Regions from separate parts of the Homo sapiens genome. Here region 1 is linked to region 2. Evidence: chromatin contacts called from ENCODE Hi-C or POLR2A ChIA-PET data. All regions are on one chromosome and are shown on one strand. Each heading gives the region's core, a stretch centred on a gene start or an enhancer-like site at or near the end of the contact. The rest is flanking DNA. Distances are from core to core; before and after follow the strand shown. Region 1 overlaps LOC112268413 (a long non-coding RNA gene). Region 2 has its middle 110 kb from the start of LINC01819.

Region 1 (6,096 bases), core at 1,308-3,807, 39 kb after region 2:
CTAGTCTGGCTAAATGGCCTTAGGCTGGAGAAGGGAGATGGTTCAGCATATGCCCTGATCCCTGCCCCAGTCAAGGAGGGGGACAGCCAGGGAATGATAGCAATGCATTTATCCAGCGTTTCCTGCGTGCCAGGCGCCTTGCTAAGGATCTCACCTGTATTATCTCATTCGATTTTCCTAACACTATGAGGCAGATAGTTTTGTTTGCTTCCTTTTGTTTGCACGGAAGGAAGGGCTTTCTGGGGTAAGAACAATGTTCCACGTCTTGACTGTGTGGTTATTACATGGGGGTATCCATTTGTCAAAATTCATCAAGCTGGGCACATAAAATCTGTGCATTTGTTGTATGTAAATTATCCCTCAATAACTTTATTGAGGTGCATTTATTAAAGAAACGTATTTTTTAAAGTAAGGCACAGGAGACTTTGAGAACTTGGCCAAGGTCAAATTCCTAAAGGATAGAGCTGGAATTTTAACTTGGGTACTCAAGAGTGGTGCCATGCCTGTGCAAAGACCCGGATCGAGGGGTCAGAAGGATAAGATCTCAGATGTAGTGGTTTCTTGTTCTTGAGCAAATTACAGGGCCTCTCTGAGCCTCGGGTTTCTCATCTGTAAAATGGGAACAAAGATAGTACCTGTGTTACAGGGTCATGGTTTAGTGCTGTCAGGGACATGTTGGAAGGGGGAGGACCCTGGGGAGCTGTACAGTGTGCTGCTTATGTCCTGCTGTTCAACCTGTAGGCAGGGGGCAAAGCTAAGGGGCAGCCTCCCATGTGGCCGCCCTCTTCTTCACCCTTATCAGCCCCCGCAGCTCCTTCAACCCAGGGCCCTGCCCTATTACGAGGAAGCAGGTAGCATAGTAGGTCATGGCTGGTGCAGGACCCAGGGCAGCAGGGGTGGCATACAAGGTTTGGGGTCCTGCCATGTGGCGGGGGGGGGTGGGGGGGGGAGTCACTGATGAGCTTCTATAAGGGGGAATTGATTTGGGATTTAGAAATGTGGAGGATTGCGGCCAGGTGCGGTGGCTCGCACCTGTAATCCCAGCACTTTGGGAGGCCAAGGTGGACGGATCACCTGAGGTCAGGAGTTCAAGACCAGCCTGACCAACATGGAGAAACCCCATCTCTACTAAAAATACAAAATTAGCTGGACGTGGTGGCACATGCCTGTAATCCCAGCTACTCAGGAGGCTGAGGCAGGAGAATCGCTTGAACCCAGTAGGCGGAGGTTGCGGTGAGCCAAGATCGCACCATTGCACTCAGGCCTGGGCAACAAGAGTGAAACTCTGTGCCTTAAAAAAGAAAAAAAAAATAGAAATGTGGAGAATGGGGCTGGGCATTGTGGCTCATGCCTGTAATCCCGACACTTTGGGAGGCCGAGGTGGGCCAATCACTTGAGGTCAGGAATTCGAGACCAGCCTGGCCAACATGGTGAAACCCTGTCTCTACTAAAGATACAAAAATTAGCTGGGCATGATGGTGCACACCTGTAGTCCCAGCTACTCAGGAGGCTGAGGCATGAGAATCTTTTGAACCTGGGAGGCGGAGGTTGCAGTGAGCCAAGATTGTGCCACTGCACTCCAGCCTGGGTGACAGAGCAAGACTCAGTCTCAAAAAAAAAAAAAAAAAAAAAATGTGGAGAATAGGAGAAGATACCTGGAGGGAGGGTGCTAAAGACCTTGTCTTTCTTAGAAGGAGGATGAAGTTTGCTGTAAACAGAAAAAAAATATCAACTTAAGAATGTCTTGGCCAGGCACAGTGGACTCACACCTGTAATCCCAGGTGTGAGGAGGGAGAGGCAGGAGAATTGCTCAAGGCTAAGAGTTTGAGACCAGCTTGGGCAACATAGCAAGACCCCATCTCTTAAAAAAAAAAAGAAAAAGAAAAAGAATGTCTTAAAAATTAAGGGTCTCCACTAAAAGAATATAAATAGAAAGTGTTACTTCTGCCCCCTGACCGCACCTCGTCCACGTGACCTCCCAATACTGGGCTGGGCTGTGTTTATTTATTTACCTGTGGGCTCCTCTCCACCCTGAGGAGTTTAAGTTGTGTTTATCACTTTGGTCTCCCCACCCCTGCCCAGGGCCTGACACATACTAGGGCCTGAATAAATGCTGGTAGGTGAAGGGCTTAGAATTGGGGTTAGACTTTTCTACCCCAAAGACTTAGGCTCAAACTCTACCAAACTACCCCAGGGGTGGGCCTGACCCATTGCTCAGGTGGGAAAGTGGCTCTGGCTTCTGGCCTCTTCCTGACATAGGCCAGCTCCAGCAGCTATACTCCTCTAAGTTCTGTTTTTGGGAAAATTATGTTGTTTTTATCCCCAAGGAGCCACCTTGGTCCCCAAATCCTGATAGTACCTCCATCAGTAGAGTAACACATTTCATGGATGAGAAAGTCAAGCCTCAGAGAGGTTAAGAGACTTCCCCATGGACAACAAAGCAAGGTATTGACAGAGCCAGCCCAAGAACTCAGACCTCCTGGCCCCAGTCCAGCTCCACTACACACCCCATTGCCACTAATGCTGTCTCAGCCCCCAACCCCTAACACCCACCTCGGTAATGGAGCTGGGCTGGGTGGAGTTGGCTGCTGAGAGGCTGGAGGCTTGGCTTAGGCCAGTGGCTCCTGGAAATTGGGCCGTTTTCCTGGGGCGGAAATGAGAAGCAGATGTGGCTCAGAGCTGGAGTGCAGACTCATGCCGTGTCAGGGGGCTCAGGTTACATGGGAGGACACATGACCGAGGTTCCAAAAACAGCCTGAAACCCCCAAAGCCTACAATGGGATCCAGCCTGGGCCTGGGGAGCTCAGTCCCGCCCTGATCACCTCCTGATAGCGCCCGAGCGCCTCGAGGAGAGGGTGAAATGGAAGGCGATGGGGTGAGCGAGGCCCCGGGCCACTGTGGCTTCTCGCTCCAGCTCTGTGTGTAGGGTTGTTTGAGCCCCTGCACCAAGTCCCTGTCTTTAGAAAGACACCTAGGAAGGGCAAGACACCTTCTATTGGGGTTACCAGCAGCTTCCCTGCCCAGGGCTGGCTTGATGCCTATGCCCAGGCCACCAGAACACCTTTTGCAGTCAGGTTGCACCACTTTGCTTCAAATCTTTGGGGTGAGGGATTGATCCTGCTCACAGTTCATGCTTCTCTCGGAAACCATCAAGTTTTATGCAGTATTCAGGCAGCCTCTCTGGAGTGGAGATGAATATCAACCACTTCCAAACTGGCAGAGGGAACTGGACCCAAGGGGAAAGGGGTGAGGCAGGATTCTGGAGAGAGTGAGGTCCTGGCACAGGTGAGGAGTCCAGGAACAATCTGGCAATAATATCACTTGGCAGAGGGATCCTCTGATCTGCACAGCCCATAAGTCTCTCCCTTGACCAATGGAGCAGGCCCCATTCATTTATTTATTCAATAGATGGTTCTTGCATACCCACTGTGGCCAAGGCAGTGGCTAAGCCCTGAGGATCCAGAGGTGACTGAGCATGAACTCAGTCTCCAGGACCTCCCCAACTGCCGAGGGAGCCCCCACAAAAACCAATGAACAGCTTTAGTGGATGGATCGATTGCTTGAACATTAAGTGCACACTGTGTACCAGCACCCTGCTAGGCTCATAGGAGCCACCGGTGAACAGAATAGGTAAAGACCCTGCCCTAGTGAAGCTGACACTTTTTGCAAGGGAGATGGAGTATAAAAAAAATTAAAAATTGGTTAAATAATATGTTTAGAAGGTGACGCATGCTATGGAAAGAAAGAAAAGTGGGGCAGGGGGAGGAGGGCCAGGAAGTAGGGGCTGGTTGCAGTGGTGTCCAGGGCAGGGAGGGTGGGCTTCCCTGAGAAGGCAAGACTGCAGCAAAGACAGTCCCTGGCGAGGGAGATGAGCATGGTGTCTGGGGACGTGCCAAGGCCCAGAGAGAGGAGGGGCCTGCAGTGTTCAGGGCTTCAAGGAGGCTGGTGCAAGCTGGGGTGGAGAGAGAATGGAGGGTAGAAGTGAAGGTCCAAAGGGAAGGGGGACCAGAGAGGGAGGAGTCGGAGGCCACTGTGCAGTTTTAGCTTTGACCGTGAGTGAAATGGGAGGTGCTGGAGGGTTGTGAGCAGAGAGATGTGTATTGACTGGCATTTTCAAAGGACCATTTGGGCTGTTGGGTCCACAGCCGACTGGAAGGGGCAGGGGGCAAGGGCAAGGGGCAGTCAGGAGGCGACTTTGACAGTCCAGACCAGAGGTGAGGGTGCTGCAGCCAGGCAGAGGATGGGAGAATTGCCTTGGGAGAAACTTGAATATGGTTCCAGGGTAACTTGGAGAAGGGAATGATAAACTCTGACTAAGGATGCTTTCCCTAGGGAGGTGACTCAAGCAGGATCTTGAAAAATGAGTTCAGCAGGACTGCAAGGAGCTACAGCATTCCAACCCTGTGTGTGACAGGGGCCGAAGCCAGAGGGTGCCAGGCCCAGGAGGGGAACCCTGCAATGCTCACCTCGGCTGCAGCTGGGTGCGGGGCACTTGGGCCAGGCCAGGGAAGGATGGGGCTTACTGCTCTGCCCAAGGGTGTGATCCTGTGGGCGCTGGGGAGTTGGTGACAGGTTTTTCAACGTGAGGCTGCAAATCCATGAGACCCACTTTCCAATCAAGATAAGTCCCCCTGTTGCCGTGAGGGGGTTGGAGGCAGGTAGAAACAGGAGGACCAGGTGGGAAGAAGAAGATAAGCCCCTGCCCATCGCAGTGTTAGAGAGAGGGAGGGGTAGTTAGAATAGAGGGCCAGAGGATGAGGGATTGATGGAGAGAGGCCTGTCTCTGTCCTGGGGAAGAGGATGAGTCAGTTTGGGATGGCTGCATTGGAGATGCCTTTGGGAAATCAGACAGAGTCCTGGAGCAGCTGACCAAGGTGTCTGGCGCTCAGCAAAGGAGACTGAGCCCAGATACCCATCTAAGAGCCTGCAGGGACAGGAGGCAGTAGAAGCTATAGAAGTCCAGCTGGGCGCAGTGGCTCATGCCTATAATCCCAGCACTTAGGGAGGCCAAGGTGGGCAGATCACAAGGTCAGGAATTCAAGACCATCCTGGCTAACACGGTGAAACCCATTTCTACTAGAAATACAAAAATTAGCCGGGCGTGGTGGCGTACACCTGTAGTCCCAGATACTCAGGAGGCTGAGGCAGGATAATCACTTGAACCCGGGAGGTGGAGATTGCAGTGAGCCAAGATTGCGCCACTGCACTCCAGCCTGTGCAACAGAGCAAGACTCTATCTATCTATCTCAAAAAAAAAAAAAAAAAAAGAAGTAGTCCACCAGCCAGGGGCATCTCCAGTTGCTGATTTTTTTTTTATCCTGAGGAGGATCTGATTAGAGGTGGCGCTCCCTCCTCTTTGCCTCACTCCCAGGGCCTTTGAGAGAAGGGGTGAGAACAATCATCTTGAGAGTAAACAAGGGATCCCCCTGGAGGCTCCAGGAGCAGGTGGGTCCCCTTGGATGATACTGAGAAGTCACAGGCAAGGGTTCCCTGAGCAGGCCCCAGTTCAGCCCTAGGGTGTTTGTGGTGTGTCTCTAGTGTGTTTGGGGTCTTGGAATCAGCTTGTCTCTGGGTCTCTGCATGCAAGTGTGTGTGCTTCGGGTATGCATGTGTTATAGAAATAGCACTTATAAAATAGCAAAGGGATGTATTTTCACTTTCTATAATTCTCGTTCTCCTGTAGCCCTTCAGGGTGAAGGCTAAGGTGACGTTCATTGCCCGGGGAAGTAAGTGTAGGGTTGAATCGAAGCAAGTCATCCAGGACGGATGAGGTAGGACGGGATGGAGAGATACAGCTACTGAACAGCAGGACTCAAGGAAGAGAGAAGGTGAGAAGCAAAAAGCTCTGTCCCTCACCCCAGTGGACACTCAGAGGGCTGTGTGGGAGACACCCCAGCCACATTTGCAGCTAAATTTCACCGCACAAGGTAGGTGGAATTTGACTCTCAGATGACAGCTGTGGGGAATTTCAGTGAACTCCTTTAAGAAAGCAGTGATTGAGGAAGGTGTAACACATTATGGCGCTGCCCAGGAGGTAGTTTAGAAATGTCTAAAGAAGCAGTCTAGGAAGTGGCTCTCGGAACTCTGCCTCTTCTG
Region 2 (5,568 bases), core at 1,486-3,985:
CTGGCTGGGCCTGGGCCTGCTTCGGAGCCCCTGTGCCCTTCACCAGGCCTGTTTACAAGGCCCAGGACAGCCGCCAAAACCCCAGCTGTGTCCCTGTCCTTGTCTGTCTCCAGCGGACATGACTGACTTGGAAGGAAGGCGTGCCCTTGTCTGTGGAAGAGGACCCGTATTCAGCACCCAGTGGAATCCTCGGGGCACCTTCTGAGGGAAACGTCTATGGCTGTTCAGGGAGCAGCTGGTCCAGGTTACAGATGCAGAAAACAGAGGTGTCCCTGAAAAACAGACGCCCTGGGAGGAAGCTCCCAAAGCACCAGCCCTGCTTGTGCACAAGAATTGCCCGGACTCCAGGACTCCCTCAGAGCCAATCTGGATCCCCAGGCGGGGACCTGTGCCCCGGTTTTCTAGCACTGCTCACCATTGCAGCGTCAGCACTGAAAGCCTGAGCTCAGAACCTGTTTGTTTAATAGTGACTGTTCACTGCTGGGCTCTGGGAGCCCTGACAGCTGGAAAGACAGAGCAGGTGCCCCAACACGGGTGATTTTGGAAGCCCCAGAGGGTCCCTGTCTACTCGCTTTTCCTCTTTCCCTGATGTTTGTGGCCCATGTCTGTGGGCCTGGACACTCAAGCAGCCTCCAGAATCCCTCCCAGTGTTCAACAATGAGCCCAGAAATGGTGCATAGTAGAAATGGGAACAAGTAGGGTGCCTGGAGAGGTAGGGAGGCCAGAGACAATGATGCCTGCGTCACCGTTTTGCCAAGGGTCCCCTTGACTGTGGGCACTGCCCAGACACAGGGAGGCCAGAGGCCAGGAGCAGAGGGAGGCCATTCCCTAGGCCCAGCCCTGCCAGCCAGGGTGAGCCTTGATGGCCGTTACAGGCCGTTGCTATCGTCCCTTATCTGGGGCTCCTGGCTCTTACACCATGTCCCCAACCGCCCCTGGAGTGTGTGTGTGTTGAGGGGGGGCCTGCTGTTCCCTCCCTAAACAGACCGTTACTTGGTTTCCGTTGTTTGGGGAGGGGGTGGGGAGCTGTCTGCTTAATTAATCATTTTAGGCCATCCTGGGAAACTCATTAAGCCACCTCTCAGGGCTGGGAGCAGGAACACAGCCCTCAAAGTTGGAACTTTTTGGTTTGCCATATCCGGGTCTAGTTTTCCTTCCACTCATGTGCACACATGTGCATGAGAGTGTGTGTGTGTGTGTGTGTGTGTGCATGTGTGAGAGAGTGGGAGTACAAGGGAGAGTGCCCTTGTAGCTATGATTCTGTGTGTGTTTGCGTTTCCTAGATTCTGCAAGGAACTTCCCCTGATTCTTCTTAATTACCAGCCTAGAAGAAATTCAAGATGCTTAGAGCAAAGGTCAAACTCCACCTGTTTTCCCTGCACTTCATTTTCTGGCAGTTCCCACAATAGTACAGATAAGTAAAAGATTAAGGCAATCTTTTCTAATTAAAGTAATTAAAAAACGGCGATGATTGCACCTTTCATCTGAAAGGGAAAATATTTACTCATCCAACTGCAGGCCCTTAAAAGCATTCAGGAGGTCTATTTTGACAAACGGATCCTCCTCCCCTCCCCCAGCCCATTCTGCTTGTCCTGGACACACACACACAAAGGCTGGTTTATTTAGTAAGCGGAGGCTTGACGGGGGCACCCTGAAAGCTGGGAACCTCGGGCAGTTTTAAGCAAATGGACACTTTGGTTCAATCCCTGCTAGGCCCTGTTGAGAGGTTTCTGGGACCGTTGGGATTTTGATTTGACCAATCAATGTTTTACTGTTGTACCTTCTTCCTCTCCTCCTTTGGGTGGGAAACCACCCAAAGGTCCCTGTCTGCCTCTGATAGCTCCACTCTTCCCTCAGACCTGGCTGGGATGGAGACCTCAAAAAGGAAGAACCGGTCAGAGTCTTGGATGCAGTCCGTAACAACCATATATTACATTGCTGTTTCGCACAAGCCTGTGTGCTTGACATATAAGTACTTGCTCAGTGCCAAAGGGGGCGCTCTTGGGGTGTGTGGCCCAGTCCCTAAGAAGTGCAAAGTCTAAAAACTGTCCTTGGCTCCCCCAGGAGAAAGCAAACTTGCATACAGGCTGCTGTAATTCACTTTGAGTTTTTGAGGCAAGTATAATCAGCCAGTTTCCTGGTGCATGGGGCTTGATCTCACAGATTGCAATTTTTCCCTAAGTAGGTAGGGACAGAGGTACCTTACTCCAGAGGAGTGGGAGGTGTGAAGGCCGACAGAGATGTTAATACCCAGTCCAGCAATCTGGGAGTCCCTGATCGCTGTCCCAGGCTGCTCTCCTCCTACATCCCACCTATAGGGGATGCTCTGGAGCCTGTGCTGCTGGAGCTTGGAGCAGCATGGATAGGCTAATCCCCTTTACAGGCTGTTCCTCAAATCCTCAGAATATGACATAAAAGAATATCCCGGGAACCAGCTCCAAAAACACTGGGGCCCAGCTGTCGCCTGAGAAGGGCCTGGTTTGCCTCTGCCTGCCCCAGGTCAAGCTAGACAGTGTCCTCAGCATGACCTGCTGCCCTCCACTGTCCTCCCGGCAGAGATACAGCCTCAAAAAGCCAGTATGGACAGGTCCAGCTCTGCAGTGGACCCTGCTCTCCAGAGTGGGCTGGGGAGGGAAAAGGAATGCGGTGTGTGTACACACGTGTATACGGATGCGTGTGAGCACATGTGTGCGCTGTGTCTGGCCTGTTTGGACGGGCTTGCTTGGTACCAAGAACAGCCTCAACAGAGATTAGAGAAAAGCCTTTGGGGCTCTCTGTACTGCAAGCTCACCCAGTGTCAACAGCACCCTCTTTGGGCTCTGGACTGTGTGTAGCAAAGCCACCCCGAAACCTCTCTCTTTCCTGGCCTTGCCTCTCGAGTCATGGCCTCTGGAGTGACAGCTCTCCTTGTGTCACTTCTCTGCCTGGTCACCCACAATGGCTCCCAGCTTTCGGAGAAACATTCACCAGCACACCTAAAACACAGGGTCCCAGTGGCCCACCTTACACTCAGGGGGCTTGATTCAGGCCCAGCCTCAACCGGACTCTTCCTGCTAGTCCCAGACACCCTTTGTGAAGCTGTGAGAGCAGTGGATTCCCTCCCAGGAATCCTACTGATCTGTGTGCACAAGGGCCCACCCCATGAAAGGGCAAACAATTGCAGGATTCCTGGGTGCCCTGAAGCCCCTACCCTGAGCCCAGGCTGAGAGCTTTTGTCCCACACTTCCTATAAGCCAGATTTGTCACTGGGCTCCCATAGGCTGCCCCTCACCTTGTCTTCCTTCCAACATCAGTCCAACCCCCTCCTTGTGGGGAAGACAGGAGGAAGCCTCTAGTGCCAGCTGCCTCCACCCAATGGTGGCTCTGCCTGAATTCGGCAGGGAACCTTCAGCACAGCCCAGGGCAGCTGCTGTTGGACCCACTCAGGGAATTGTGTCTGACCCGACCTACGCATTTGGTGGTTAGCTTGCTCTGTGCAAACAGTCCCCAGGGGACTGGAATCCTCGCTGCAAAAATAAATTCTCCCTCTGGACTTGCTTTTCTCATTTTGCTTTCTCTGCATTCTGGCTTTTTCTTTTTTCTTTCTAGTGTCCCAACTGCTTTTATCTTCTTCCTTTCCTCCCACTGAGACCCAAACAAACCTCCTGGTAAACAAACTCTCAGGCCAGTCTCTTAAAGAGACAGTATGTGTTTGTTGCCATCTGGATGTCCAGTCCTGCTCAGGGGCTGCATGAGGTCTGGGGGCAGATGGGCTGTGAGGTGTTAAAGATCATTCAAGAGACTCACAGGAAAAAGCTGGCCTAGAACAGTGCACCGAGAAAATTGCCCTAAGAGCCCCCTCTCCTTTCCCACTCTCACCTGAAAATACAGAACAGGAGGGACCAGCGGGGTTTCCCTTTAGCCAGTCTCTCTGAGTGGTGTTGTTGAGACTATTGTCTGCTTTTGTCTGCATGACCTGGAAAGGATTCCTTTTTTTTTTTTTTTTTTTTTTTTTTTTTTGAGACGCAGCCTTGCTCTGTCGCCCAGGCTGGAGTGCAGTGGCGCAATCTTGGCTCACTACAACCTCCACCTCCCAGGTTCACGCCATTCTCCTGCCTCAGCCTCCCAAGTAGCTGGGATTACAGGTGCCCGCCACCACGCCTGGCTAATTTTTTGTATTTTTAGTAGAGACGGGGTTTCACCATGTTGACCAGGCTGGTCTCGAACTCCTGACCTCAGGTGAGCCGCCCTCCTCGGCCTCCCAAAGTGCTAGGATTACAGGTGTGAGCCACCTCGCCTGGGCAGGATTAAGAGTGTGATTTAAAAAAGAATATTTTCATGTCAACCTCCTCCTGCTCTGCCCCACCAGGTGAACACATCTCTGAAGTGATCATATCAAACAGAGGCAATGTGAGGAGAGGGACAAATCTAGCTTGCACACCACTTTCCTGAAACTTGGTGACTTTGTGACTTGGAGGGACTCTGCTCTTAATTTGTCATTGTGTGTGTGTTGCTGGCTTGGTGGGTGGAAGTCACTGCGGGGCAGGGGAAGTGTGTGCATACTCTTGAGTATGCATGTGTGAGTATGTGTCTGCACCAGTGCCAGACAGCTGCCTTGAGGGTCTCTGCCTGGAACAGGGTTCTCCACCGTGCTGAGCATGTGGACAAGCTGAGGATGCCCCTCACTTCCCATCTGAGTGGTCTGAATGAAAAGACTGGCATCTATCTCCCGGAGAGTGGGGCTGTGCTCATTCCTGTTGCCCAACTGGCAGAGCAGCCACAGGGCCCAGCCCAGGGACAGACAGCATCCAGGCCAGGGCTTCCTGGGGATCCTGTGAAGATCCAGGTTCCTTTGCAGTAGGTCAGCAGAGGCTGAGATTCTGCATTTGTAACCTGCTTCCTGGTGGGGGCGCTGAGCAGCTGCTCTCCAGCCTATGATCTGGGCAGTGAGGTGGGAGAGAGGTGGCATGGTGGTCCTGCTGCCCACTGAGAAGGCAAGGCTGTCTCTGCCACTGCCTCTTCCCTGTCCCCTGCGTCGGGGGCTGGCCGCTGCCAGGCACAGGTACCGCCCTCAAGGGACAACAGCTGACAACTTCTAAACCAGGGCTCTGTGGAACAAACCACACCTAACGAAGGTGTTTTTTCCCCTTTAAGAGAATACATTCCTCAGCAGGATAGTGGCCCCAGGTTCTCTCCCACTACCACTTGGAAGCCAGGCAGAAAAATTGCCTGGTGGGCAGGATTACAGGATTAGTCAGCTTTCCCAAAACAGACCCACAGGCTCTTAGGTGGAAATGAGTTTTGGTCTGAGCCCTTCTTTCCTGGTGACAGATGTGTTTGCTGGGCCCTCCCCCTGTCTCACTCCTCAAGTCTCGCCTCTTCCTGAGTGCTCAGAACTCCCATGCTCCCTCACTCAGGCCCCGGGAATTGGGGGGAAACAGGTTTGGTGGAAATGAGCCTTAGGGTTCAAGCATCCAGGCCCTGGGAGGAGGGTGGCACTGCTTGGACCAAGGGGCTGGCTTTACCGACCCCTCCCCATCCCCACCAAAGAGCAGCCCTGCCGAATCTACCCTGTGCTGGAGGTGCCGA

The links. Hi-C counts contacts between places; a loop is a spot of excess contacts on that map. ChIA-PET counts read pairs that join two places held with the same protein, here RNA polymerase II (POLR2A). Pooled maps may share reads with other maps.
Region 1: a loop to region 2 is called in a map of K562, with 8 times the contacts of the local background. The contact joins two enhancer-like sites. A Hi-C loop is called at or near these places in 7 of 168 maps with a recorded cell type or tissue (Caco-2, HepG2, K562 and 4 more) and 4 of 50 pooled maps. POLR2A ChIA-PET finds 5 or more read pairs at or near these places in 7 of 52 experiments (AG04450, CD8-positive, alpha-beta T cell, HepG2 and 3 more).

The regions. Positions count from the first base shown.
Region 1 is chr2:42,965,499-42,971,594 of GRCh38, forward strand. It overlaps LOC112268413 (a long non-coding RNA gene), which reads left to right. Exons shown (of 3, transcript XR_002959381.2): 3 at 5,684-6,096. Among named protein-coding and RNA genes, the nearest start is that of LINC01819, 71 kb to the right of the region's middle. Within about 2 kb of position 2,558, at least 12 of the 41 ENCODE cell types and tissues checked have a DNase peak (open chromatin) inside an H3K27ac peak, as active enhancers do; they include breast epithelium, where a contact is called at or near this core.
Region 2 is chr2:42,926,761-42,932,328 of GRCh38, forward strand. No RefSeq gene overlaps it. Among named protein-coding and RNA genes, the nearest start is that of LINC01819, 110 kb to the right of the region's middle. RefSeq lists enhancers at 1-304, 305-990, 5,255-5,568. Within about 2 kb of position 2,736, at least 15 of the 41 ENCODE cell types and tissues checked have a DNase peak (open chromatin) inside an H3K27ac peak, as active enhancers do; they include breast epithelium, where a contact is called at or near this core.